2 separate regions of the Homo sapiens genome follow, and region 1 is linked to region 2. Evidence: chromatin contacts called from ENCODE Hi-C or POLR2A ChIA-PET data. All regions are on one chromosome and are shown on one strand. Each heading gives the region's core, a stretch centred on a gene start or an enhancer-like site at or near the end of the contact. The rest is flanking DNA. Distances are from core to core; before and after follow the strand shown.

Region 1 (4,524 bases), core at 365-2,864, 43 kb after region 2:
CGGGTGCAGTGGTTCACACCTGTAATCCCAGCACTTTGGAAGCCTGAGGCAGGCGAATCACTTGAGGTCGGGAGTTCATGACCAGCCTGGCCAACACAGTGAAACCCCATCTCTACTAAACATACAAAAATTAGCCAGGCATGGTGGCAGGCAAAGGTGTCCCAGCTACTTGGGAGGCTGAGGCAGGAGAATCACTTGAACTGGGAGGCGGAGGTTGCAGTGAGCTGCGATCGTGCCACTGCACTCCAGCCTGGGTGACAGAGCAAAACTCCATCTCAAAAAAAAAAAAAAAAAAGAAAAAAGAAAAAAAAAATCTGTAGGTCATTCATAAGCCAAAAGTACTTAAAAATTTTTTTGATAATGACACATGCAGAGGCTATAAAACTAGATATAGGCTATCTAAACACCACAGAATTAACTTCTTAGCCTTGATGTATGCATGCGGGGGACTTTTCCTCTACCATCTTAGGTTCACTAACTGGGGCCTGTGAAATAAACAGACAACAGATTAACGAGAAAAGATTTAGTTCGAATGCATACAAAGGCTTCAGAGAAAAAAAGTAAAAACCCAAAGAGGTGGTTAAACTTGGGAGCTTAGATACCATTTTAACAAAAGAAACTAAAATGCAGACAAAGGAAAAAGGATTTGGACTTCTAGGGGTGGTAATCTGTGGGAAGGTAAACATATGGGTAAAACTAATGAAAGATAAGGGTTATTTTAGCAAGGCTTATTTATGCAGAATTAAGCTGGTACCATCTCCAGTGATAAAGAGTTTTCTCTGGTGATTCAGAATTTTCTCCTCTTCCTGGTATGGGAAAGGGAAGGGGTGACACCTTCACAAAAGGAAATGTATGTCCTGCTTTTAGGCATATAGGGGGAGGGTAAAGGGCTCTTTTTGCATCTGCTGTTTCTCAGTTGCCTTCAACTCAAAATAATTCTTAAGCCAAAGTGGTATATTTGGGGGTGGTATATTCTGATCCCCTTCATGCTCATATAGAGAAGTGAAAAAGAGAGAGGAGCCATGACAACCAGCTATGATCTGAAAGAGAAGAGCATCCAGCATAATTCACTGGGATTCCATGCAGAAAGTCAGTTCATTCTGCAATCCATACAACTCAGCTTACTCTGAGACCTGGAAATCTAACCCATCACAGTATATAAGAAGTGTATGTACAGATTTTATAAGAAAAATGTTAACTGAAATGAAGATACATTCCTACAAGACCTCTGCATCATTATTTCATAAATGGGTCAAAAACACCAAAATAATTCCAGGTCAGAAAAAACCCCTTACTGGGATCTCTAAAAGGCAGTATCTAATTTACCAAGATACCACTTTTCTTTCATATAGTTCACCAAAGCTGAGTTCCAAATGGATAGGAAAAAAATTCTGGAAGCATTTATACAGAAAGGAGAAAATGCTAAAAAAAATTTTGTTTAACTGTCAAATCTCTCAAATCAGATTAAATGAACTAACTAGCACAATATTAGAAGTAACCGGCCGGGTGTGGTGGCTCACGCCTGTAATCCCAGGACTTTGGGAGGCCGAGGTGGGCAGATCACGAGGTCAAGAGATCGAGACCATCCTGGCTAACATGGTGAAACCCCGTCTCTACTAAAAATACAAAAACAAAAAATTAGCCGGGACTGGTGGCAGGCGCCTGTGGTCCCAGCTACTCGGGAGGCTGAGGTGAGAGAATGGTGTGAACCCGGGAGGCGGAGCTTGCAGTGAGCTGAGATCGCGTCACTGCACTCCAGCCTGGGTGACAGAGCGAGACTCCATCTCAAAAAAAAAAAAAGGAAGTAACCACAAAAGGAAAGAAAACTAGACTGTCTCTGCTATAGGGTTATAACTGTGTGTGGCCTGAGAAGCTAAATGTTTTGGTCACTATAAGCCAAGAAAAGCTAGTTTGAAAGTGAAACACAAGAGGTAACCTGAAGGATGTCAACGATTAGGACCACACAAAAGGAAGAGCTTGAAAGAGACTAACAAAACCAAGCTCAACAATAAACAGACCCTTGTATGTTTTTTTCTATACACCAAGCACTACGCCAAGGCTTTACCTATATTAACCCATATAAACTACTGCACGTAACTTATGGCCTTGCTTCCTAACCAAATTTATCCTGGCTTTTTTTAGGTTCACTGCTTTTACAGAGTTCCTGGTAAGCTCCCAAATTCTGAACTGAAAGTAAACTACATACTATATAAACTATTTAATACATACTCCACGAATCCCAAATATACCAATGTCGCTGATTTTCAACCTCTTCACTATTTTAAGAGTTTATTGTTCCTTGATGGTTTACCTCATCACACCATAACAGTTATTTTAAGAGTTGAAGCTACTAAAATCAACGATGACATGACTAGGCATCATTAAAATAGGAATAAAAATCATTGATCTGTTTGCAATCTAATATGCTATTTCAATCAATTTTCATACATTAACAGTATAACCAGTATTCTTAGTATAAAATTAAACAGAAACACTGTATGAAAAACAGTTACCTGAATTTGAATCTGGAAAAGACAAATAGCAAATATTGGTTTTCTGAAAAAGAAAACAAAAGTGATGTATGCTGACACATACATAATCAATAAAAACAAACAGAAATATAACAGTAAACTATACAGAGCAGTATTTTTACTTACTTCTCTGTCAGTAAGTTTGGAATGCTGAGGATAAATTACCTGGAAGAAAAGAGTTAAATTTTGTTAAACATATTATAAACATTAGTTATAAACATATTATAGGCCAGGCACGGTGGCTCACGCTGGTAATCCCAGCACTTTGGGAGCCCAAGGCAGGCGGATCACTTGAGGTCAGGTGTTTAAGACCAACCTGGCCAACATGCCGAAACCCCGTCTCTACTAAAATTACAAAAATTAGCCAGGTGTGGTGGCATGCACCTGTAGTCCCACCTACTCGGGAGGCTGAGGCAGGAGGATCACTTGAACCCGGGAGACAGAGATCGTAGTAAGCCGAGATCATGCCACTGCACTCCAGCCTGGGTGACAGAGCAAGACCCCGTCTCAAATCAAACAAACAAACAAAAAAATATATATATATAACATTAGTCTAAAATAGTAGTTGGTTATGGTCAAATCACTTTCAGAAATAGTTCACAGATGCACGGATAAAGAAAATGCAGTACATATACATAATGGGATATTATTCAGCCATTAAAAAAATGAAATCCAGGCCAGGCATATTGGCTCACACCTGTAATCTCAGCACTTTGGGAGGCTGAGACGTGCAGAGTTCAATACCAGCCTGGTCAACATGATGAAACCCCATCTCTACTAAAATACAAAAATTAGCTGGGTGTGGTGGCTCATGCTTGTAATCCCAGCTACTCGGGAGCCTGAGACATGAGAATCACTTGAACCCAGGAGACGGAGGTTGCAGTGAGCTGAGATTACGCCACTGCACTCCAGCCTGGGCGACAGAATGACATTTCGTATCAAAAAAAAAAAAAAAAAAAGAAAGAAAAAGAAAAAAAAAAAATAATGAAATCCTGTCATTTGCAACAGCATGGGTAGAACTGTTAAGTGAAATAAGCCAGGCACAGAAAGACAAATATCACATGTTCTCACTCATATGTAAGGGCTAAAAAGAGGAACTCACAGAGATAGAAAATAGAATAATGATGGTAAGTTACCAGAGGCTGGGAAGAGTAGTAAGAGTTTGAGAGGGGGGAATAAAGAACGGTTAAGGGCTACAAAAATACAATTAGATAGAAGGAATAAGATCTAGTGTTTGGTAGCACAATAGGACAACCACAGTTAAAAATAATTTATTGTGTATTTCAAAATCACTAAAGAGTAGAACTGGAATGTTCCCAACACAAAGAAATGATAAATGCTTGAAGTGATGGATATCCCAATAACTCTATTTGATCATTATACATTGCATGTCTGCATCAAAATATCACATGTACCCCATATATATGTGCAACTATTATATATCCACAATAATGAAGTTTTTTTTGTGCTTTTTTTGTTTTTGTTTTTGAGAAGGAGTTTCACTCTTGTTGCCCAGGCTTGAGTGCAATGGTGTGATCTTGGCTTACTGTAACCTCCACCTCCCAGGTTCAAGTGATTCTTCCCCTCCCGGGTTCAAGCAAATCTCCTGCCTCAGCCTCCTGAGTAGCTGGAATTACAGGCATGTGCCACCACACCCAGCCAATTTTGTATTTTTAGTAGAGATGAGGATTTCACCATGTTGGTCAGGGTGGTCTCGAAATCCTGACCTCAGGTGATCCACCTGCCTTGGCCTCCCAAAGTGCTGGGATTTCAGGCGTGAGCCACCGTGCCCAGTCAAGAATATTTTTTTAAAAATACTGGGAAGCCGGCCGGGTGCAGTGGCTCACGCCTGTAATCCCAGCACTTTGGGAGGCTGAGGTGGGAGGATCACGAGGGCAGGAGATCGAGACCATACGGTGAAACCCCGTCTCTACTAAAAATACAAAAAAATTAGCTGGGCGTGGTGGCGTGTGCCTGTAGTCCCAGCTGCTGG
Region 2 (4,545 bases), core at 2,012-4,511:
TCTAGCAATAATTGAGTTTATTCAACTAAAATAATTATTTTTTTGAGACAGGTCTTGCTCTGTCACCCAGGCGGGAGTGCAGTGGTGTGATTATGGCTCACTGCAGCCTCAATCTCCTAGGCTGAGGCCATCCCCTCACCCACCTGAGCCACCTGAGTAGCTGAGACTGCAGGCATGTGCCACCATGCTCTGCTAATTTTTTGATTTTTTGTAGAGACGGGGTCTCACTTTGTTTGCCTAGGCAGATCTTGAACTCCTGAGCTTAAACGATCCTCCTGCCTCAGCCTCCTGAAGTGCTGAGATTACAGGTATGAGCCACCACATACGACCAATATTTTTACCAGAATATTTCATAAAATCAATGCACTGCTAGGAAAGATATGAAGTCACTTAACTGATCTGTCTAAACAGAACTGTTCACCTGTTCATAGTGAAGTACACAGGGTTTTCATTTGAAGTCCTTAAAAAAACAAACAACCTGGCAGGAAACAAAAGGAATCTCATAATGACGAGTTTCATTAACTATGCATTTTCTCCAAGCAGTCCAACCCCATTCAGAAATAACACAAAATATCCAAGTGCTTTAAAATCCAAGGCCTTTAATTTAGTTTTTGGTAATGACCATAAATGCCTTCACAAAACCTCTTTTTCACTGTAAATAGAAGGCACTAGGCATTACATAATACCCTTAAAGCAGTGATTCCTCCTGATGCTGGTAGAGATAAAACATTTAATGTCAGGGTTTACATAGTAACAAATTCTTCTTAAAAAAAAAAAGACAAATCTAAAAATCACGCACCAAAAATTATCAGTCACTCTTTCCCAGGTTCCCAGTGCAAATTTACATCATTTTTACAAGTACATAGTTTGAAATTAAGAGATAAACTAGGTATGATATGGTTTTCAACATGTGTTAGGTTTCAGTTAAATACAGTAAAAATGAAGACACCATTATCATGCTAATTGGCATCTTTTGCTACTGTTTAGCTGTGCAAAATAGACTTGAAATGATACATCCTGTAGTGGCATAATTTAAAAGATCCTTGATATGACACCAACAACTTACAAATTCTGGTCACAAACTGTATATAAATTGTACAATTATTAAAATATACCTTTTTGAAAAATAATAAGATGACCATTTATACCTAAATAAGGTTTCCCAGAAAGTTATGAAATACTTTTAGCATATAAAAGTAGTTGCTCCTTTTCTGAAAAGTCAGCTGTTGTTTCACAAAATAACTCATATGATCCAAGGCAAACGATTTCTTTCAAATGCCATATTCTCTCTATGACTTTGAGGTATGCTTCAAGAGACTGTATCCATAAGAACAGGGCACATTTGGGTATTAGACCACAGTTACAAACGCAAGGAGTCTTTCTTGGGTCAGGAATGCCCTTAAGAGTTATATCGACAGAGAACAAAAGATAGCTTCTGAAGCCATATCCTTTACAAATACATACAACTAAATTTGGTTATTTAGAGGATAATTCAAGACACAGCTATTAACCACATGCTGTGTCATGTGTGCCTATTTTAGTTAGTGGCTTCTGGCCAGGTGCGGTGGCTCACACCTGTAATCCCAGCACTTTGGGAGGCCGAGGCGGGCGGATCACCTGAGGTCGGGAGTTTGAGACCAGCCTGACCAACATGGAGAAACCCCATCTCTACTAAAAATACAAAATTAGCCAGGCGTGGTGGCACATACCTGTAATCCCAGCTACTCAGGAGGCTGAGGCAGGACAATCACTTGCACCCGGGAGGTGGAGGTTGCAGTCAGCCGAGATTGCGCCATTGCACTCCAGCCTGGGCAACAAGAGCAAAACTCCATCTCAAAAAAAAAAAAAGTGGCTTCTGTAGGATACTCTTATTCAAACACAAACCAAACAACCCTACTCTACCAAATCACATTCTTCTATTTTTGGCAAGGTAGTATTGTTTAAACAAAACAGAAACAAAAACAACAACAACAAAAGCTAACCATGACAGTGACTCAGGCGAAAGTTCCCATGTCAAACAATAGTAGGAAAAGTGTTTTAAGAAACATTAATGTTGGGAAAAATAAAACGCTACCAAACAAATAATGCCAGAAATCAATCTTATCATCACTCAAATAAGTATCACATAAAAAACTCATGAATGCCTTTGAAATAAGAATAGTTCAGTTTAAAAAAATAGCTGATTATGAGATTTATAATTAAAATGTCTTTGAAAAGCAGCCAAGTTCATTAGTTTAAACATTTAATAATATTTAAATTAGTATTTATTTAATTTTTTATTTTTGTTGAGACACAGTCTCACTGTGTCACCCAAGCTGGAGTCCAGGGGTGTAATCTCAGCTCACTGCAACCTCCGCCTCCCAGGTTCAAGTGATTCTCACATCTCAGCCTCCCAAGTAGCTGGGATTACAGGCGCGTGCCACCATGCCTGGCTAATTTTTGTATTTTTACTAGAGACGGGGTTTCACCATGTTGGCCAGGCTGGTCTTGGACTCTCGACCTTAAGTGACCTGTCCACCTTGGCCTCCCAAAGTGCTAGGATTACAGGCGTGAGCCACCACACCCAGCCTAATGTTTAAATTAGTAAAGGGTAAGAGAAAATAAACTCTTCCATCATTAATACTAGATGCCTTCTTGTCTTTGGAGAAACTGGTAACATTAAATTTTGAAAATGGAAGGGAAAATAATGAAAATCTATATGACAACTGAAAAAAACCCATCATGTCTATTAATAAACACAATGGGTAGCAAGAAACTTTTTTTTTAAACAATGATCACTCAACAGAATACCTTATAAAATTACGTATCATAATGAAGCTAAGGAAAAGCTTCAAGACTAGCAGCTGAACTGTGAAACATGTAGGACAACAGAAGGCACTACATAAGCATCAATTCCTTCTAACCATAGGACAGTTCAGTCTTTCTGTTCTTAAGAAGATAGCCAGTGTGAATGTTATTTTTATATCCCCCTGAGTTTTAACATGATTGGGCAAAGCAGCACCAATTTAAAAAAATATCTGCAATGCCAGCACTGCAGTATGAAATCACTAATACTGATGGCCCACAAGTCTCTCATAAGAGCACTTTAGAACATGATTAAAAATATAGAAATGCCTTTCGGTGTTTCAGTATTAAAGTGGAACCACCACAGATATCCACTTTAAAAAGTAATGCACTAAAAAGGTCTGTTTATACAATACAGTCTTTCTACCCTGTAACTAGCATTCATGGCAATTTTCCACTCCGCTGCCACTGAGAGATCTCCTTTGTGCGTCTGGTTGAAATGTCAGTATGCTTCATGATGCATAATCCTTTTTGGCTGGAAAATCTTGGCAAATATCATGTCATGCCCGTTTTGAGCAGTATGCCTTGCAAGTCCTCTGGCAATGCTAAGATAATGGCATCTATGTGTGTCCGTAACTTTTCCATAGTGTCAGGTTTCACAGGTAAGTGCTCTCGATCAGCCTGCAACTACATAAGGAACATTTCATAACATTTAAATTATCCTCAGAATCTGTATTAATACATTACATTCTCTAAATAAACCATTTTAAAGGTCTAACAATTAGATACTTTCAGTCTTAGACCAGAAATTACAGAAACTAAAAAAGCAAGGAGCATTCTATTTAAACAATTCGTTATTGAGCTCAATAAAAGGCTTCTATGTAAATTCATAATAATACCTAGAAATATAAGTGACAATGTTTTTATAGAGCTTATTAGATTCTATATACATAACGTTAGAATAATATGGCATCATTATGGTCTGTTTCAGTGACCAAGTATTTTCAGCAGTATCTACCATCAATTGACCAATTTCAAGCCCTCTCATTTAAAAAGTTACTTCTGCGAACTATCATGGGTTGTCAGCTCACATGAGAGGACAATGTCTTCAAAGAAAAGTCAATTTAATCTTTGGCTGTTTTGGCTACATACCAGCTTATTTTTCAGCTTCAAGACAAGGTCTACTGTTTCTACTTCTGTGTGTTTCTGGATCCAGAGAAGTAAGTCCTAGAATAAATAAAGTCCCAAATCAGTAAGTTCTCAAAATAATATTCAAACCTCTCTATTTCAATAGGTAAGGCTACTGTGAAGGAAAGACAAGAAGGAAAAGGAGAACAAAGTATTTAACCCAGATATAGCATTATAGTGCAAGAATAATTCTCATAATATTCTAATAACTGTTAGATAATTTTCTGCATTAGCCAGAATAATTGTCTCATATTTGGAAGTAAAACAAAATGTACTGAGGTGGCTTTTTTAGATCAAGCAAGAAAAACAAAATTGCAGCTCAAACTGTAACAGTAACCCCCACTTCCACTAAGTAGTGACTAATTTATAAGGAACATTAGTTAACAAATCAAGAGAACTGAACATGAATTTACTACTGGATGTACACTTCGTGTTTTCGGATATGCTCTTCCTGGGCTTATGTTGCAGGTGCATTCATCATATTCCTTTTCTCAAAGCCACAGTGACTGGGAGTTTATGAGTAGAAAGTTAACACTGAGGTTAGCACACCTCACATTTAAAGCTAAATATAAA

What was found. Hi-C counts contacts between places; a loop is a spot of excess contacts on that map. ChIA-PET counts read pairs that join two places held with the same protein, here RNA polymerase II (POLR2A). Pooled maps may share reads with other maps.
Region 1: a map of adrenal gland shows a loop between it and region 2 (1.8-fold over the local background). The contact joins two enhancer-like sites. A Hi-C loop is called at or near these places in 3 of 168 maps with a recorded cell type or tissue (adrenal gland, heart left ventricle and posterior vena cava) and 1 of 50 pooled maps. POLR2A ChIA-PET finds 5 or more read pairs at or near these places in 11 of 52 experiments (B cell, GM12878, H1 and 8 more).

Annotation. Positions count from the first base shown.
Region 1 is chr3:57,669,743-57,674,266 of GRCh38, forward strand. DENND6A (DENN domain containing 6A) reads right to left here. Exons shown (of 20, transcript NM_152678.3): 2 at 2,658-2,696; 3 at 2,514-2,556. Among named protein-coding and RNA genes, the nearest start is that of DENND6A, 21 kb to the right of the region's middle. Within about 2 kb of position 1,615, at least 7 of the 41 ENCODE cell types and tissues checked have a DNase peak (open chromatin) inside an H3K27ac peak, as active enhancers do.
Region 2 is chr3:57,624,875-57,629,419 of GRCh38, forward strand. It overlaps DENND6A (DENN domain containing 6A), which reads right to left. Exons shown (of 20, transcript NM_152678.3): 19 at 3,937-4,011; 20 at 580-3,471. The coding sequence ends at 3,340. It also overlaps a transcript of PDE12 not described here. Among named protein-coding and RNA genes, the nearest start is that of ARF4-AS1, 29 kb to the left of the region's middle. Within about 2 kb of position 3,262, at least 2 of the 41 ENCODE cell types and tissues checked have a DNase peak (open chromatin) inside an H3K27ac peak, as active enhancers do.